Regions from separate parts of the Homo sapiens genome. Here regions 2, 3 and 4 are each linked to region 1. The links are chromatin contacts, found by Hi-C or POLR2A ChIA-PET in ENCODE. All regions are on one chromosome and are shown on one strand. Each heading gives the region's core, a stretch centred on a gene start or an enhancer-like site at or near the end of the contact. The rest is flanking DNA. Distances are from core to core; before and after follow the strand shown. Region 1 holds the start of GSTA4 (glutathione S-transferase alpha 4). Region 2 overlaps PAQR8 (progestin and adipoQ receptor family member 8). Region 3 holds the start of LINCMD1 (long intergenic non-protein coding RNA, muscle differentiation 1). Region 4 holds the start of PAQR8 (progestin and adipoQ receptor family member 8).

What was found. A loop is a pair of places that touch in the nucleus more often than their neighbours do. ChIA-PET counts read pairs that join two places held with the same protein, here RNA polymerase II (POLR2A). Pooled maps may share reads with other maps.
Region 2: a loop to region 1 is called in a map of CD8-positive, alpha-beta T cell, with 5 times the contacts of the local background. The contact joins the enhancer-like site here to the promoter of GSTA4 in region 1. A Hi-C loop is called at or near these places in 5 of 168 maps with a recorded cell type or tissue (CD4-positive, alpha-beta T cell, CD4-positive, alpha-beta memory T cell, CD8-positive, alpha-beta T cell and 1 more), 7 of 37 single-sample maps with no recorded cell type and 13 of 50 pooled maps. POLR2A ChIA-PET finds 5 or more read pairs at or near these places in 4 of 52 experiments (CD4-positive, alpha-beta T cell, HepG2, activated T-cell and 1 more).
Region 3: a loop to region 1 is called in a map of psoas muscle, with 4 times the contacts of the local background. The contact joins the promoter of LINCMD1 here to the promoter of GSTA4 in region 1. A Hi-C loop is called at or near these places in 1 of 168 maps with a recorded cell type or tissue (psoas muscle), 3 of 37 single-sample maps with no recorded cell type and 13 of 50 pooled maps.
Region 4: a loop to region 1 is called in a map of ascending aorta, with 3 times the contacts of the local background. The contact joins the promoter of PAQR8 here to the promoter of GSTA4 in region 1. A Hi-C loop is called at or near these places in 2 of 168 maps with a recorded cell type or tissue (ascending aorta and naive thymus-derived CD4-positive, alpha-beta T cell), 1 of 37 single-sample maps with no recorded cell type and 16 of 50 pooled maps. POLR2A ChIA-PET finds 5 or more read pairs at or near these places in 1 of 52 experiments (CD4-positive, alpha-beta memory T cell).

Annotation. Positions count from the first base shown.
Region 1 is chr6:52,993,755-52,998,299 of GRCh38, forward strand. GSTA4 (glutathione S-transferase alpha 4) reads right to left here and starts at 1,530. Exons shown (of 7, transcript NM_001512.4): 1 at 1,495-1,530; 2 at 403-507. The coding sequence starts at 489. RN7SK (RNA component of 7SK nuclear ribonucleoprotein) reads left to right here and starts at 1,866; the gene lies at 1,866-2,197. RefSeq lists silencers at 1,451-1,682, 2,014-2,103 and an enhancer at 1,634-1,853.
Region 2 is chr6:52,387,658-52,392,254 of GRCh38, forward strand. The region is part of intron 1 of PAQR8 (progestin and adipoQ receptor family member 8); the gene reads left to right. Among named protein-coding and RNA genes, the nearest start is that of PAQR8, 28 kb to the left of the region's middle. RefSeq lists enhancers at 1,273-3,757, 2,399-2,608. Within about 2 kb of position 2,159, at least 26 of the 41 ENCODE cell types and tissues checked have a DNase peak (open chromatin) inside an H3K27ac peak, as active enhancers do; they include CD4-positive, alpha-beta T cell and CD8-positive, alpha-beta T cell, where a contact is called at or near this core.
Region 3 is chr6:52,147,786-52,152,826 of GRCh38, forward strand. It overlaps LINCMD1 (long intergenic non-protein coding RNA, muscle differentiation 1), which reads right to left and starts at 3,238. Exons shown (of 3, transcript NR_131248.1): 1 at 3,097-3,238. It overlaps MIR133B (microRNA 133b), which reads left to right and starts at 1,138; the gene lies at 1,138-1,256.
Region 4 is chr6:52,360,221-52,364,885 of GRCh38, forward strand. PAQR8 (progestin and adipoQ receptor family member 8) reads left to right here and starts at 1,931. Exons shown (of 2, transcript NM_133367.5): 1 at 1,931-2,029. RefSeq lists silencers at 1,335-1,520, 1,694-2,183.

The DNA of each region.
Region 1 (4,545 bases), core at 280-2,779:
AAACAAAAACAGACACACACACATATGTAAGCAAGATACCAAGGCTGCCAGTTTGAAGCCACTGAAGAAAACAAGAAATTTACCCTGAGAATGCATAATTAATAAGAGCTCAGAGTAACTGACAATTTTCAGGTAAATTTCCTTTCTTCTTATTAATAAATATTCACTGGTGCTAGATCAGAAGCCAATAATTAAGTAAAAGTCAAAAGGAAAATAGAATTCCATCAACTACGTTCTAATTATAAAGAAAAATCCCTTCAGGGATGGTATCTGACTCAGTGAAGCGTGCCTGTGATTTTGGTGGACGAGAACTAGAACTGAACGGTGCTTCAAAACGTATTTTTCTTTCAAAGGTCTCAAAAGCTGTATGACAAATCCGTGAAGAAACAGCATATAAGGTACCTCGACTCCGGCGGCAGCTAAAACCCATCTCACGGACTCCATCCGGCCTCTTCCGTTGGGATAGTGGAGCTTGGGCCTTGCTGCCATGATAGCTTTTCAGGCTTTCTGAAATACAAATGCAGCAGCTCGTCGCAGACCAACAGTCCCAATTTCGCGTCTTCAACCCAGTGCTCAGGGGCGAAATGAATATTCAGGATTTTGGCACGGGAAACTGTTCTTTATTTTTGTTGCTGCATTTTCCCTCACTCAAGAAAAAAAAACCACCATTTTAAAACATGGAGAAAAAAACCTTGGCTTTTATATGATTTCTATTTATGACTTCTTATCCTGGATCTTGGGAAGCTGGGGCCATTTGTTGTAAAAACATATGTGCTAGCAGTACGGGATTTCACAAATTCAGAATATTATATATTTTGACCTCGAGAATCTCAGATTTTCCAAATTCAGCTGGGGGATAGGGGGTGGCAGGCGTTGAAGAGGGTAGCGAAGGAAAATCGCACAGCCACTGGAAGCTCTTCAAGTATTCATGCTTTTACATACATCATCATATTTTATTATCACGGCAACTGGAAGGTGAACAGGCCGAGTACTACTACTGTCTGCAAAATGTGCGTCCACCGTCACGCATGCGGTGGCTGCGCCCCCCGGGTCCCGCGTGTCCACCACCCCTACAGGGAGATGAGCCCCCGGCCTTGTAAAACGAGCCGGGGGCCAGGGCTTGGCCATCTGAGATCGCACTCTCCCATGCTCGTCTTCCCCGCTCAGCCCATGCAGGGGCGTAGCGGCAGCCCAGCCAGGCCCGGGGACGATCCGAGCCCACCTTCCACCAATGCATTCAGACTCCGCAGAAGGGGTTTAAAAAAAAATACGCACACTGAGCCAAGAAGGACCCCAGCTCCAGCCAAGGGGCCCACCTCTGCCCAGACTGGATGGAGCAGGAGGACAAAGGACAAGAGGAAGAAAAGACAAGAGAAGGACTGAACTGGGGGAGTGAGGGAAGAATGCGAGAGTGAGACTCAGAGAGTAAAGGGGAGGGAAAAAAAAGAAGAGAGAAAGGGCGAGGAAGGGGGCGACCGCAGGAGGGAGACAGACCTGGAGTCCACTCGGAGGCCTGGAGCCGCACAAAGCGCCAGGTCAGCGGTCCCGGCTGGGTGAGACCAGCAGGCGGCTCTAGCGCGCGGGAGCTGGGCGAGGCTCCGGGACGACCTCACCAATGGAGACTGCAGTATTTAGCATGCCCCACCCATCTGCAAGGCATTCTGGATAGTGTCAAAACAGCCGGAAATCAAGTCCGTTTATCTCAAACTTTAGCATTTTGGGAATAAATGATATTTGCTATGCTGGTTAAATTAGATTTTAGTTAAATTTCCTGCTGAAGCTCTAGTACGATAAGCAACTTGACCTAAGTGTAAAGTTGAGACTTCCTTCAGGTTTATATAGCTTGTGCGCCGCTTGGGTACCTCGGATGTGAGGGCGATCTGGCTGCGACATCTGTCACCCCATTGATCGCCAGGGTTGATTCGGCTGATCTGGCTGGCTAGGCGGGTGTCCCCTTCCTCCCTCACCGCTCCATGTGCGTCCCTCCCGAAGCTGCGCGCTCGGTCGAAGAGGACGACCATCCCCGATAGAGGAGGACCGGTCTTCGGTCAAGGGTATACGAGTAGCTGCGCTCCCCTGCTAGAACCTCCAAACAAGCTCTCAAGGTCCATTTGTAGGAGAACGTAGGGTAGTCAAGCTTCCAAGACTCCAGACACATCCAAATGAGGCGCTGCATGTGGCAGTCTGCCTTTCTTTTGACCCATTACCCATCTAAGTTAGATGCTTTTTTAAATGTTTTTTAATTTTTAAATTTTTAATTTTTTTCATTATTTATTTTTTATTTTTGAGACGGATCTCGGCTCACTGTAACCTCCACCTCCCGGGTTCAAGCGATTCTCCTGACTCAGCCTCCCGAGTAGCTGGGATTACAGGCGCGCGCCACCATGCCCGGCTAATTTTTCTATTTTTAGTAAAGACGGGGTTTCGCCATGTTGACCAGGGTGGTCTTGAACTCCTGACGTCAGGTGATCCTCCTGCCTCGTGCTGGGATTGCAGGCGTGAGCCACCGCTCCCGGCCCTTAGATGCTTTTTAATCAGCAAGTACGCAATGCTTTCCTGACAGGAATGTCAAGTCCGTCAGGAAATCCACATAAGGGTGTTAAGCAGGCAAAGTACCACATACAGATTAAAATCAAAAGCACTGTCAACGCTTATTTAATTTATACAGTAGACCCTAACTTTTCTAATTTTGTGTATACATATATATACATGTATACATGTATACAAACATACATATTTTCTTCTTTCTTTCTTCATCTCAGTGGGACATCTTGAGATTTCTCTTCATTTTGTACATTTTAGAGACAAGTGCTCTATAGTCACGGTCTCAAGTCAGCACCTGTTTGGAAGGGGGTCTTTGGAGTTGGGGGTGGTGCTAAAAGAATAATTTGGCTGGCAAGTTAGTTAAAACATTAAAAATATATTAAAACTATCAGGGCTATATTATGGAACAATTGCAAAATTCACATGGATTTCAAAGTTTGAAATATATGCCTTCGAAAATAAATTTTGTTTTTAGAGGCAGCTTCTGCTATTTCTCAGGCTATAGATGTTGTTATTTTCTTCACCCACGGGGGCGCTCGAGAGTACCTTGCTTGACAAGCCTGGGTGCTGAACAATTGCAGCCGCTAACATGATCAGATTTTATTTTCAATAGGTTTCTCTGGCCAAAGTGAGGCGAATGAATTGGGGTAGTAGGGGTAGAGAAAGAAACCTCTTGTGTCTGTGTAAATTAAAGTAGCACCATGAGTTTGAAGAATATGAGTAAGAAAAGGTGAAATACTAAGGAGGTAGGTGGTAAAGCAATTGCTAATCAGATCAAAGGGAAGGGAGGAGGAAGAAAAGTCTAGAATGATGCCCTGTCCAACACACACACACACACACACACACACACACACACACACACACACACACACACACACTTCTTGTCTTTTTTTTAATAACATGTATTGTCATCTAACAGGACTTTTTTATTTATTTGTCTGTAGATTCCTAGAATGTAAATTCCACGAGATCGAGGATTTTTGCGCTTTTGGTTTTCCTTTTGTACATCCTGGTTAGTATAGAGTAGGTATTCAGAGAACACTTGTTGAATGAATGAATGAGCAATGCTTTGGTTTCTAGTTCCATAAAGAGCGGAGAAGGAAGACAAAGTTTGGGGAAAATGGGTTGACTTGTCTTTTGTTGCTATGAACCATCCAGCTGGAAATACCCACTAGACAGTTGAAAAAGCCATTGAGGGCTGGGCGCAGTGGCTCACGCCTGTAATCCCAGCACTTTGAGAGGCTGAGGCGGGCGGATCACCTGAGGTCAGGAGTTCAAGACCAGCGTGGCCAACATGGTGAAACCCTGTTTCCACTAAAAATACAAAATTAGTCGGGCGTGGTGGCCTGTTCCTGTAGTCCCAGCTATTCAGGAGGCTGAGGCGGGAGAATCGCTTGAACCTGGAAGGCGGAGGTTGCAGTGAGCCGTGATCACGCCCCTGCAGTACAAGCTGGGCGAGAAAGTAAGACTCCCTATAAAAAAAAAACCGAAAAGACAAAAACCAACCCAGTGAGGACTCAGTAGAGAGAACTGAAATCGGTTGAATTGGTGGCAAAAGAATGAGCTCATCCAGAGAAGGTATGCAGGGTAAGAAGAGAGGTAAGTCAAGGACCACTGGGCACCCCAAAAGTCAGAAAAGTCGTTTTCAAAAAAGACTTAACAGTGTATATCCAATCATATTTCTAGTTCTGATTTAACAGCAATTACTCAGTTTAACATGAGTAGGAAGCCATATTTTCCAGCCTTGCTGAAAGTGGTCATTCTTTTTTTCTTGCTTTTAGTTTATAATTAAGGAAGGTTTATTGAACATCTGTGCTGAGGTCTACTGGATTTACTGAGACATAAAAAATAAATTATAAAATCCAGTTCTTGCCCTCAAGGAGCTTATTTTTTAATTGACAAATAAAATTGTATATTTTTACTGTGTACAACATGATATTTTAAAGTACAGTCATCCCTCAGTATCTGTGGGGGATTGGTTTCAGAACCCCCTCAGCTACC
Region 2 (4,597 bases), core at 909-3,408, 610 kb before region 1:
GTAAGGATATTAGGGGGTGGGGCCGTTAGGAGGTGATCACCTAGATCAGGGATCCCCCAACCCCCAGTACCTGTCTGTGGCCTGTTAGGAACTGAGCTGCACAGCAGGAGGTGATCAGTGGGCGAGTAAGCAAAGCTTCATCAGTATTTACAGCCGCTCTGCTTTGCTGGCTTTACTGCCTGAGTTCCTGTCAGATCAGCAGCAGCATTAGATTTTCATAGGCGTGCCAATCCTATTGTGAACTGCACATGCAAAGGATCTAGGTTGTACTCTCCTTATGAAAATCTAATGCCTGATGATCTGTTACTGTCTGCCATCACCCCAGATGGGACCGTCTAGTTGCAGTAAAACAAGCTGAGGGCTCCCAGTGATTCTACATTATGGTGAGTTGTATAATTATTTCCTTATATATTATAATGTAAAAATAATAGAAATAGGCTGGATCCGGTAGCTCATGCCTGTAATCCCAGCGCCTTGGGAAGCCAAGGTGGGCGGGTCACTTGAGGTCAGGAGTTTGAGACCAGCCTGGCCAACATGGCGAAACCCCATCTCTACTAAAAATACAAAAATCAGCTAGGTGTGGTGGTGCATGCCTGTAATCCCAGCTACTTGGGTGGCTGAGGCACAAGAATGGCTTGAGCCTGGGAGGTGGAGGTTGCAGTGAGCTGAGTTGGCATCACTGCACTCCAGCCTGGGCAACAGAGCAAGACCCTGTGTCAGGAAAAAAAAAAAAAAGCAATAAATGTAATGGGTTTGAATCATCATGAAACCATACTCCTCAACCCCCAGCCCCCATACGTGGAAAAATTGTCTTCCATGAAATTGGTCCCTGGTGCTGAAAAGGTTGGGGACCACTGACCTAGATGAATGCCTAGATGAATGGTATTACTGCCTTTATAAAAGAAACTCAGGAGAGCTCCCTTGCCTCTTCTGCCATGTGAGGACATAACAAGAAGACAGTCATGTTTGAACCAGAAGTGGGCCCTCACTGGACACCAAATCTGCTGGTGCCTTCATCTTGGACTTTTGCAGCCTCTAGAAACTGTGAAAAATAGATTTCTGTTGTTTATAAGCCACCTAGTCTTTGATATTTCCTTACAGCACCCTGAATGGACAAAGACAGAGGGCTTAATAAGACATGATGAGTTCTACTTCAGGCTGTCGCTAAGCTTCACAGGGGAGGGGTTATATCTGAGCCTGAATTTGAGAGAGAAGTGGGTTTTGCCAGGCACAGCAGGCTACAATAACATTGGCGATGTCAAGTGTGTGGCTTGTTCAGGCAATCAGGACAGTCTGTTCTGCCTTTTGTATGCAACAAGAATAAAAACGAGTTCTAACAGTGCTCCAGTGTTATTTTACATTATGTTTCTCTGCCTGGCCCCTCCTTTTCCTAAGTCTTTGCTTAGGCATTCTTGGTCATAAAAATGACAAATGGTAGGAGATGATAGACCAAAAACAAGCTGATGGTTAGAAATTCAGCCAGCAATTTAAATATTGGTGCGGATACCTAGCAAGTGGATGAACCACACAAATAAATAAGATCCAACTCAAATGGTGTTTTCTTTTGAAAACCCACATTTTCGTTTTCTTAGATCTCACTGGTTTTTACCTTTAGAAGCAGGCAAAGGATAGTCATTCACTTTGTTTTTGAACAATGATCTATTGACACATTCTGGGGACATCTTTCCTCTGACTGTTTGCTGATAGAAATAAAGCATAGGTAAGCCAGTGTTCCTGTCTCCAGAGGCTTGCAATTCAATAAGCAGAAGAGAGAAGGCTCTCTACACACACAGTAGTGAAGTAATGGGCAAGCCTGATGTTCTCCTTACCAAAATATGTGGAATAGATAGATAAGGGTTGGGGGCGGGGGAGGAATCAAGATGGCCTGGAGAAGGCTTTGTGGTGATTTGGAATTGAACTAAGGCCTTGGAGATATCTAAGGAGAAATGAAGAATAAAGTGACTTGCTTGACTCTTTATAGCAAATAAAATTGCTGGGTCTTAGAACCACCAGGAGAGTGTACTGTTGTCACTGCAGAAGAGTTAATGTTTAATTGCTAGGGAACACAGCTTTCTTTATATGGTGCTCCAAACTCTAGCTCGATTTGTTATCTGATTTTCTGCTGTGGAAAGGGCATTTCCAAGATTGATTTCCTGCCAGTGGAAATGAGCAGCTCTCTTCACGTTCACCCGGGTTGGCCCGGGTCCCAGCTGGTTTGCAGATCAGTGATGAAGCTTCCTGCCGGTGAGAAGCTAGATCTAGTTGAGAGGTTGCCTGACTGAAGCCAAACCACACCTAACGAAGCCGATAGTTACACTCATGTAGAAAGTCCAGGGAGACACCTGTCCCTAGGCTTTAATTAGTGGGAGTTTCAGACAGCAAAGTTTACCTTTACTCAAACAAGAAGCCTCAGAAGAACATGATCTTCACACCTGAACTGTTGATTGCCTGGAGACTGCTCAGTGTGTTCTCCCAGTAAATTGTTCCCAGCTCCTCTGACTTCTCCCACTCGACAGATTAAACACAGATACTATTTATTCCATGTGGCAGATGCATTCTCTGTCTGTAATGATGCATTTTGAAACCAGTACTTTCTCAAGTGAGATTAGCTGAGATGTGGAAAGTATAGGAAGTGACAGAACAGACAGAAATTCTAGCTAGAGGGTTCTAGTTAGATAAAGAGAAAAAGGCACTCAGAGGAAATTTGCTCTGCTCATCTTTCCCAGGGCACAGCAACAAATTAAGGCTGTCTTTTCTTTCTCCTCTTAGGAATATTATAGGGCACCACAGAGGAAAAGATTCATAAGTGGAGAGCTCACTGAGCCCAGAAGGACACATCTTGCTGCCAGATCTGTGGCAAAAAGGTGTACCTTACTTTTTTTTTATAGGCACGGTTCAGCCGTACCACAAACCCACATGGTCAGGAAGTGACTCACGTATTAATGCCGTTTGAGTTTGTGTGCTGTGGGGAAGGTCTTTTGACAATATTGTGTATACTGGCTTTTCCAATCTAAGAGAACATCTTTGCTGCATTAACAGTAGATGTTACATATTTTTTTCCCTTTAAACCCCCCATGACCAATAGCTTACCCTATGGCAAGTATAGTTAGGTTACTCGTAATAATTAATTTGGTATGCTAACTAGTTGAGCTCACAGAAAAATGCAAGTATGGGTGTATTCCTTTATAATGCTGGGGTGTTTCTTGGGGAGGGTCTTAATATTTTACCAACTTAGGTTTTACCAATTTTTGCATATTTATGTCAAATATTCCTATTTGCAGAGTAGTACTAACTTTTGCTTTCCAATTACAAAAGTAGTAAATGTTTGTTGTTAAAAAGTACGATAATGATAGTATTTCCAGAAGAAAAGTAAAATTCCCCACAATCCCTTCATGGCAATAGCTATATTGTTTTGATTATATGCACTTCCATACTTCATCTGTACCATGTTTGTATGATTACAAAAATAGGGCTGGGCGGAACACATACTTTAAATTTGTTTTTTCCTTTACATGTCTTTGACTCATTTATTCATTCAAGAAATCTTTTTTGAGAATGTACAATGTGCTAGTCCATCACTTTTCTAAGTGCAGTGGAGACTACAGTGAAAAACCAATGGAGCTCACATATCATGTGTATCTTTGTATAACAATAAATGTAAATATGCTAGTTATTTTAATAAGTGCATAGTATTCTATTTTATAGATTTATCTTAATTTACACAATCAAATACTCCATTTTTGGATGTCGAAATTCTGTTTGTTAGGTTTTGTTAAATATAGGGAGGAAATATGCACTGACCATTGGTGAATCTGAATCGATGTTCAAATGATCTCTGCTAATAACAGGATTGCACTGGTAGTGCCATTCTTTCAAATATGACTTTACAAATAGTGATATGCTCCTTGGAAGATGTAGCTATAAAGATCAGTATGAGCCCAGAGTTCTCTCACTTAACGACTATGGAGATCCTGAGGCATGTGAGACTGTTTCCAACTCCACCTCTGGCTCAAAGGCTGCTTAAAGCACAGTTCCAGTCCTTATAAATGGACACCAAGTTGTCATTTTGGCTGCTATTCCTTTGCAGCCATTTATAATTATGCAGTGATGTGTGAAGCTGGGCTTCTGTGAATTCTGGAAGCATTTCTTTTGCCTTTGATAGGAATTGCTGCTCATTTGTCCTCTATCCAACAACCAGCAGGTCACTTTCCTACCATCTGTGTGAGTCCCACACACAGTGACATGAAGTGATGTCACAGGATCTGTTTGTTGGTGATTCCAGCATGCTGCTTGATGTTCAGTACAAAGCAAAACATAGCCCAGATGAATTACAGAATTTTACAGTATTAGAGCTTATATAGATTACACCCCCATCTTAAGGACAAGGGCACCAAGGCATAGAGAGGTTGAATAATTTGCTTAAAAATCACTTAGAGCACTTTGGGAGGCCTAGGCGGGCAGATTGCCTGAGCTCAGGAGTTCGAGACCAGCCTGGGCAACACGGTGAAACCCCGTCTCTACTAAAATGCAAAAAAAACTAGCTGGGTGTGGCAGTGTGCGCCCTTAGTCCCAACTACTCGGGAGGCTGAGGCGGGAG
Region 3 (5,041 bases), core at 1,988-4,487, 840 kb before region 1:
AGAAAACCATAAAGCAATGAAAATTAATAAACTGCTGCTACCACATCAATATGGATGAATCTTGCAAATATCATTTTAAATGAAATATCAAGTCACAAAACAATACCTATGATATGATGCCATTATATACTAAAATATGCATATATATTGTTTAGAAATATATGCATAAATGGTAAAAACTATAAAGAAAAATATCAAAATCATAAGAAAAAATAAATTCAGTGTGATTGTTACCTCCGGGGGGAAACATAAAGAAATAAATTGGAAAAAGCATTCAGTACAAAGAAAGCAATAGTATAAAACAGTAAAAAATAGTTCTTTTTAAAAGGTAGATCGTTGGGCCAGGCGTGATGGCTCACGGCTAAAATCCCAGCACTTTGAGAGGCTGAGATGGGTGGATCACCTGAGGTCAGGGGTTTGAGACCAGCCTGGCCAACATGGCAAAACCCCATTTCTACTCAAAATACAAAAATAGCGGGACATGGTGGCAGGTGTCTGTAATTCCAGCTACTCAGGAGTTTGAGGCAGGAGAATCACTTGAAACAGGAGGCAGAGGTTGCAGTGAGCTGAGATAGCGCCACTGCACTCCAGCCTGGGTGACAGAGTGAGACTCCATCTCAAAAAAGTAACAACAAAAAAAAGTAGATCGTTGTTCATGGGTATTGGTTTTACCATTATGTACCATCACTTATATATTATAAATATTCTTTTATAAATATATCATACTTGAATTAAAAACATAATTTAAAGAAATTAAAATGTTAAGCATTCAAAGAATATATGCCAAAATGTTACATTTCTTTCGGAAAATGGGAAGAGGAAGCATTATGGCATACTGTCATTTTTCATATTCTATAATTCTATAGCATATTTGATCTTCATGATGTTTCTATTTGAAAAAAGATTAAAGATTAAAGAAAAAATAAATTGAAGTCATGCAACATGAAATACAAATTATGTATGATTTGTATGTACAAATTGTATGAGATGTATGTACAAATCATGTAAGAGGACATTCTGGACAAGGCAAGCTCCTGGCATTTGACAGATGCTAATGCTGCTTCTTTTTGCATTACAGGCTTAGACAAATGATGCTTGAGACACACCAAGATACCTGCACACTAGAGGCTGCAGTCACCTCAGAAGAAAGATGCCCCCTGCTCTGGCTGGTCAAACGGAACCAAGTCCGTCTTCCTGAGAGGTTTGGTCCCCTTCAACCAGCTACAGCAGGGCTGGCAATGCCCAGTCCTTGGAGAAACAGAAGAGATTCAACTGCAACTGAAATTACCTACTAAAACTTTCCTTGAGAAAACAATTCTGGTTTTTTCACCATATTCTTATGCTCCCAGGAAGGAAGAGAAGAGGAGTCCTGGAGTCAAAAGTGAGCAAGATTTTAATGCTCAACACACACTGTTCTGTGCCTTTGCACTCACAGCTGCAGCCACTTACATGCTTTTGACAGACACACAGTCAAGAAAGAGTTTGAGGATGGAGTTTGTGCCAACCCTAAGCCAGCCAGGGGAAGAGCATGAGACATAGAAGACAGGGCTCCTGCTCACTAGGGGCTAACAGTCTAAGGAAAGAAATTAGACATGTATATATGGTGTGATCCAATTGAATTGCAAGTTATAGCATGGCTAGTTCCAAGGCATAATTCTTACCTATCCCACCAAATATGCCTAGCACATTATGTATCATCAAGTCTCTATTGATCTATTCAGCCCAAGATATCTATTCACTAAGCAATCATTTCTCAGTTCCCTGATCTGTAGAATAGGGATAATAGTACCTGTCACACCAGGCACAGTGGCTTATGCCTAAAATCTCAGCATTTGGGGTGGCTAAGACAGGGGATTGCTTGAGGCCAGGAGTTCCAGATCAGCCTGGTCAACATAGCAAGATGCTGTTTCTACCAAAAAAAAATTTTTTTTGTTTTAATTAGCTGAATGCGGTAGTGCACACCTATAGTCCTAGCTACTTGGGAGGCTGAGGCAGGAAGATCACTTAAGTCCAGGAGATGGAGGCTGTAATGAGCTAAGTTCTCATAATCGCTACCTTTTACTAAGGGAGAATTCTGACCTGTCCTTCCAGTTTATCTTTTAAGATTTGTATCTTTTATGGTGTGTGTCTGGAACTTAGACAGTAATAAGTAAATATTTGGGTTTAAAATTCTATAGACATGTGTGTTCACATGCTGTATTCTGACACAAATGGGGTAGCATAAGTGCCTAGAGCCCACCACAGTGACCTCAGAGGAGAACACAGAGCTTACTAGCACAAATCTTTGCATTCAGGAAGACCTGGGGTTGAATGCTGCCCCTCTAATTTATTAGCTGTGATATATCCTCTCCGCAGCTCAATTAACATTGCACAAGCCTTAGTTTACTCATCTGTAAAATGGGGACAATGATACCAACCTCAGTTACCGTAAGGCTTAAAACAGACAGTGTTAATAAAGAGCCAAATATAAGCCCTTAAGAAATAGTAGCTGTTGTTTTACTGCTGTAAATGGCAACAGCACAAGGACAATGCTGTGTCCACAGGCACTTGTATGTAGAAGGAAAGAGCCAAATTAAAAAAAAAATAGGAGAAGAACTCAAAAAATACATAAAGGCTCATTGCTCACTGTAGGGTTTTGTTTTTTGTTGTTGTTGTTTTGTTTTTGTTTTTGTTTATTTTTTGAGACAGGGTCTCACTCTGTTGCCCAGATAGGAGTGCAGTGGCACGATTTCAGCTCACTGCAACCTCCGCCTCCCAGGCTCAAGCGATTCTCCTGCCTCAGCCTCCCAAGCAGCTGAGATTACAGGCACGCACCACTACCACCCGACTAAGTTTTATATTTTTAGTAGAGACAGGGTTTCACCATGTTGGCCAGGCTGGTCTTGAACTCCTGACCTCAAGTGATCCGCCCGCCTTGGCCTCCCAAAGTGCTGGGATTACAAATGTGAGCCACCGTGCCCAGCCTATAGGGTATTTTTATATTCCAACTATTAATTCTACTAGCATGTAGCATACATGCATTCACCCTAGTACATATGACTAGCATATAATATGCTTTACTTTTAAAAAATGCTTTATACATGAGACTGATCTTACCATCTTCAATATCCTGTCTGGAAAGCCTTCATTTGTGAGTGCTGTTGAGATCACATGTCCTCCCAAGTAGGACATGGAGTGTGAAGGCCATTGAGTGGGTGTTCCAAAGGGCAGCACAGAATGGAGTTTAGTTGAAGGTGCTGGGGACACACTACCTGGGCTCAAGTCCCAGCTCCCCACTCTCCAGCTGTGCCACTTGAGCAAGTTGCTTGACCTCTCCAGGCCTGGGTTTCCTCATCTGTAAAGTAGGAATATTGATAATAATATCTACTTCATAGAGTTTCATGAGAATACATGTAAAGGCCTGAAACCAGTATTGGGTACATAATAATACATTCTTAAGAGTCTTTATTTCTGACAATGTACCTGAAATGTTCCTGAAATTAAGTTGGTGTTCAATAAAAACATGTTCACTGAAAGATCAGCTTCTTTGTTTATTTTAAGCACAAACTATGGGATCATGTAATTTTTGGTTCAACTATTTCTACTTATCTCTTTCAATGCAGCACACTGGTTCAAAGCAGTAGTAAGGTGTGGGGGAAGGATGGCAACAAGCTTCTCTCTGCTTCCCAGGTCTGTGATGAAATGGAACTTCCCTGCGAACTAGGGGTATGCCTCTGGGAGTAGAAGCAGGGTGATCTTGAAGCGCAGTCGCAGAGCTGTCACCCGGAAGTCACCTGGCAGAACAGAAAACAAACATGATGTGGCCAAATACCAGCTGTCCTTAACAGGAGGGATCTTTTCCATCTGGAAGGGCAGAGGTCATGTAGGTAAAGATTAGATAACAATGCCAGGTATAGGTAAAAGGAGTGTTAAAAAAGGGTCACTTTCATATTTGGGATATTATGGCTAAAATGCCTGATAAAACTGGACAAGACATATAAGGCTAAGACTAAATAATGTCTTCTCTCTGTTAGAAAGAAGCCAGCCAGGCCAGGCATGAGGGTTCTTGTCTATAAATCCCAGCACTTTGGGAGGCCAACGCTGGCGGATCTCTTGAGCTCAGGAGTTCAAGACCAGCCTGAGCAAAACTCCATCTCTACAAAAAATACCAAAAATTAGCTGGGCACAGGGATGGGGACGCTGAGGTGGGAGGATCGCTTGAGCCCAGGAGTTTGATTGAGGCTGCAGTGAGCTGCGATGGCACCACTGCACTCCAGCCTGGGTGACAGAGTGAGACCCTGTCTCAAAAACAAAAGAAAAAAAAAGAAGGAAAGAAGAGGGAGGGAGGTAGAGAGGGAGGGAAGGAGTGAGAGAGGGAGGGAAGGAAGGAAGGAAGTTAAGAAGGGAGAGAGGGAGGGAGGGAGAGAAAGAAGGTAAAGGAAAGGAAGGAAGGAGAGAGAAAGGAATAAAGAAAAAGAAAAGGAGAGGAGGGGAGGAGAGGGAAGGGGAGCAAGCTAGCACACTTCTGGCAAGGGTTGGAGAACATGAGTGAACATTGTCATCCAACTTTCTACCTATCCCCTTGCCCTCAAGGGTCTTTGCAGAACACATCTTTGAGGGCCACAGGATGGAAGGAGTTCTAGTCATAGCCTGCCTCCAAAGTCAAAATATCGTACTGTCCCCTCTTATTCACTCCTGGAGAATTCAACTTCCATTCACATTTCTGTTTGATTTTCCTTAAACCAGGAGGGGAGCAAATGTATTCCTGCTCCCACTCACCACTATAAAAAGACAGAACCTTTAAGAAAACATGTTTTCTGGTAAGTTTGAATGACCTTGATATCCATGTTCAAAGGTCCCACAAGCCCAAACTCTCCATTTCCGTAAGAAATCAAGAGGAATCAGAGAATGGGGACTGCTGCCCACGGGTTGCGGTTGCTCATCCTGCCACAGCCCCTCTTCAGGGCAGAAATCTAGGTTAGGCCACCCAGTGGGGTGTGTGGTTTTGTGATTGCTGCTGTGTCCCTTTATGTGTGTTCCTGTATCATCATCAGTCCTGTGC
Region 4 (4,665 bases), core at 681-3,180, 630 kb before region 1:
CTGGACAGCGTCACTTGGAAACAGAACTGCCTCATGCACAGATAACAATGCCTGACACCCATTACACTTTACATGCACGTTCACATCTGCCTTTTGGATAAAGGGCAAGAAGAAAGGAACATTTACCATTGAGAAAGAATTAGAAGCCTTGTTAGTCTCCTTTTAAGACTTCTTCACATTCCACATGGATTAACTGTTAGGGAGAAAAACACTGCAAAAATAATCAGCAATGCATTTCGGAGGCTCATCAGCTCCCGGCTGACAGCTCACGTTAGTTGGATGAAGGCTGTGGATAGGCTTTTAGATGTGCTAACCTGTAATTTTGTTTCTAGAGTGGCCCAAAGTGGAAGGAGTTTTCACTCCCTCTCAATAAGCCCTCTTGTACGGTTGTGACCTCTGGCCTATCATAGGTTTTTGACGATAAAGGAGAGCCCGGGTTTTTGAGGTTAAGGGAGAGTTCCCTGACATCTTTGGGGTGAAGAAGAGATGGAGGGAGCAAAGCTGCCAAAGACCTCCTGTGACATTTCCACTAGTATCCACCTATAAGTAAGTGCTGGACTATGATTCCCTGGGGAGATCAGTGGCTCTAAAGACAGGCCCCTGGGCTCTTTCCTGGCTCTGACTCAGCTTCAAACCTGCCGTGCAACTGCTCAGAGTCTAAATGTCTTCATTTATGGAACTGAAATAATCCTGCTAAGATTACTTTCTTTGCTTCGTGATGTTTGCCTGAGAATAAGTAGCTGGGACTACAGGCGTGTGCCACCACGCCCATCTAATTTTTGTATTTTTTGCAGAGACAGGGTCTCACCTTGTTACCCAGGCTGGTCTCGAACTCCTGGGCTTAAGCAATCTGCCCACTTTGGCTTCCCAAAGTTCTGGGATTACAGGTGTGAACCATCACACTCGGCTAAAATGTTTTGAAAAATGGAAACATTGTACAAATGTGAGATGTTGTGCAACATGTCACTGAAACACGGTGGTATAAGAGAAGTTTTGGGAACCAGCAGACCAGAATTAGGCCTGAGAAAATCTTACAGTAAGCAGACCAGAATTAGGCCGTCTGAGAAAATCTTACAGTAAGCAGACCAGAATTAGGCCTGTCTGACAAAATCTTACAGTAAGCAGGCCATCTTCCCAGGCCTTCTCTTTTCTCCAGATAATGAAGAAGGCTTTTTAAAAGCAAAGCCAACTTGATTTGTTAATTGATCATCCAACTTCTTAACTGTCTTTTTCTCATGGTAAAATACCGAGAACATTGTGGGTGAGGAGCAAGTCGGGAGGTGGAACCCACCCCCGCACCCTGCCTCCAATAGATTGTATGTGTGGGTCGCTATTGCTGGGACCCACGAAGGCTGTGGATTGAGGACACAGGGTAGAAGTGGGATCTTCTGCAGGTCAGTGTCAGATGTGTCTGTGTGATGTAGTCATGGGAGAGGCGCGAGTCTTGGGCGGGTGTATCTTAGGGGTGTGGAAGTGTCTGCAAGGGCCTCCGTGGTATGTCATCACATTATTTATATCATGGGCATGACCCTGAACGTTCACCCGAGAGTGGTGAGAGAAAGGCCAGGATTTAAATCAGTCTTGACAGCGCAGATGAAGTTTGTTATTGTTTTCCGCCCTTCCCGAGGGACTTCGGAAATGGCCCCCTGAGAGGTGAATTCTTGGAAAGAATATGAGGGCGGTTAAGGCGTCTCTGTCTCAAACTCTCCGGATTTTTTGCAGCTACCAGGGACTGCGAGGGTCTGCGTCCTGGGTGGAAGGAAGCGGCGTCAGTCAACTTCCTCGCAGCGGCGGCAGCGGCGCGGGCTGCAGCGGAGCGCGCGGGTCTGCGCATCCCGCCCCCGGGTCGGGAAGGGGCGGAGCTGGGCGTCACCCGCCCCCGGCGGTCTCCTCCTCCCGGCCGCTCCCCCGAGCCGAGCCCGCCGCGGTCACAGCCACCCGCGGGAAGCTCGTGGCCGGGACCCCGAGGCGGGAGCGCGGGCTGGGCCGGGCTGGGCTACGCGCACGGGCTCGGCCGCCGCCCCTGCCGGTGAGTCCCGCCGCGGGAGGCGCGGAACGGGTCGAGTTGGGTATTGGGACCGCGAGGTCGGGGAGCCCCGGGGCCCGAGCTCGGGAGGCGGGGACGTCAGGATCGCGGCGTTGGGGAGTCCTCGCACCCCGAGCTCAGAGGGGAGGTCCAGAGTCGCAGCGTTGGGAACCTGAGGCCAGGGGCCGGAGTTTAGGGCCCCGATGTTGAGTCTCCGAATCCAAGCCCGGAAGGGGGGACGACGGGTTAGGATGCTGGGGAGCCCTGGAGCTCTGAACGGCTGTAGTGGGGTGGCCAGGACTGCGATGCTGGGGAGTCATGGAGCCTGAGCCTGGAGAGCTGGCGGGGGTGTGGGGACCGCGATGTTGGGAAGGCTGAGCCCGGAGGGCGGGAGATTCAGGACCAAGACGTGGGGGAGTCCGACAGGGCAGAACGAGGGGCGTCCTGTCCGCATTTGTGGGGCGCCCTCCGCAGGGCGGAGGGGAACGGAACCTGGGAGGGGAGTGCGGAGGAGAGGAAGCCCGGGGCGGTAGGGAGAGCCCGAGGAAGGGCAGCCCGAGGTAGGGGAACCCCGGAAAGAGTAGGGTGGGTCTAGGCATGTGCTTTCGCCGGGGAAAGATGGAGGGGGCTTCTCTGAGAGGGTGGGCGCGAGGAGCGGAGTTGTGATGGGAACCGCCGGCAGCTGGCTAATGGGCGGATGCTGGGGCTTGGCTGGATGGGAACGCCGCGGTGGGGTGTCGGAGGTGGCTGGTGGGGCTGGAACGCTGGGAACGTCTGTCTAGGCTATGAGAACGCAGCGCCCTCGGTGGAACAGGGTCGTAGATAACTCGAGAGGGAATCTAGTCTAGGGAGCAAGACCGGGCATCCCCAGACGGAGGCGGGTGGGGACCTCGCACTCAGCGCGCTTGGGGAATATTCGGAGCCTGGGTTTGGGGGCTGCTGCACCTTGCCGACCCGGTGCGGGGACCTGGAGGTAGCCGGGCACAGCAGCTTCCTGTGCAGCTGTGGGTGCTCCAGGCACTGGCAGACTAGTGGGAAGTCCAGGAGCCTTGGCAGGCTCATTGTCTTGACCTAAGTTGCATTCCATATTTCTTAGCTGGGTTAGAAATGATTTTGTCCAGGAACCCAATGAGAAGAGCCTGGGCTAAAAAAATTAGTTATGGAGTGAGATTTCAAATGTACAGGTAATACCTACCCGTGTGTGTGCGCGCCTTAGGGATAACTCATACAATACACTGTATGTGTGATTTTTAGACCCACGTGTGTACTACTTGTTCCAGTACTCTGAGAAGCTGTTTCTGGGTAAAAACGAGGAAAATCCACAACAAATACACACACCAAACAATGTCCACAAACGCACTGCATTCCAGTCGAGTTAAACATGAGAGTATTGTACAGTTTGGGAGTATTTGCTTGTCAGTGAAGACTCCTGTTACTGAAGTTAATAGGAGTTGCCTGCATGGAAGGTAGACTGCCCTTGACTGCCCTGTTAAGGTTATCCACAACGTGTACCCAGCCCTGAGCTGCTGCACCCTTGACCAGGTCAACTGGAAGGGAGCCAGACTGCTTAGGACCTCAGTGGATGAGTATCCAAGTGTGTATCTAAAAACAAAGGACCAAGGCATGGCTTTGTTTTTGTTTTTGTTTTTTATTTCTGCTGTTTGTCCTTGGGTGCGTGTCCTTCAATTATTAGTTAAATGTTGACTATCTTACATTAACCCATCTTGTATTGTTAATTATGTATGGTAATTATTTCAGTTATTTGGCGTAACAACCAATTCTGGAAGACCCAGAGTAGAGGAATCTTATTAAGTGGATATATCCATTGAAAGATATGTTTTTTTTTTTTTTTTTTTTGCGGGTGTGTGTATGCACCAGATTTCCTTCTGGTGCATATAGGTCCATCTTCTGACACACACTGAGATTTGAGCTTCATTGGATAAACAAGGATTATTTTGGCAACTAGCATTTGTTGGGTCTGTTTTTAATTCATGAAAAGGAAATCTTTAATAATTATGCAAGTTAACAGGATAGAAAGCGATTTATTCATTTTACAAGAATCATTTCAGGATAAGCATATTTCCATTAAGGGTGTGTGTATACCTTATTGAGTGGTCAGGACCTTGCATCAAAATCTGCACTATCATTCCTGCAGCAGTGTACTTATTCACTTGGACGTAACACTTGCTGATGCTTCCAATTCTTTATCCAAATGTTAAAATAAATATGCCAGTATTTATACATTCAAATCAGTATTTCTCCCCTTCAAAAGCCTGCTCTTGGCAAGCTGTGTACTAATTCTAGTGATGCTGTCACTACTGAGAATAATTTTGGAGCTCCTGCTTTGGAGTTGCCTTCCGAGTTTGCAACACATTTCCTGATTGCCTCAGTGGTGGCAAACCTTCCTCAGCTGGGAAACAGCCAGGCACTGTGCGGGGCCAACTTGGGCTTCCGAGGTGGGGAATCGAGGTTGTCAATAAGTATGCTCATTAAAGTAATGAAAATTCTCTTGAAAGACTGGCAGTTCTAAAAGGGGCATTTAGTAATGGCATGGAGTATGTATTTAGGATTGGAAGGAATTACAGTTGGTCCCTGAATAACACCGGGGTTAGGGGCTCCCATCATCTCCACAGTGGAAA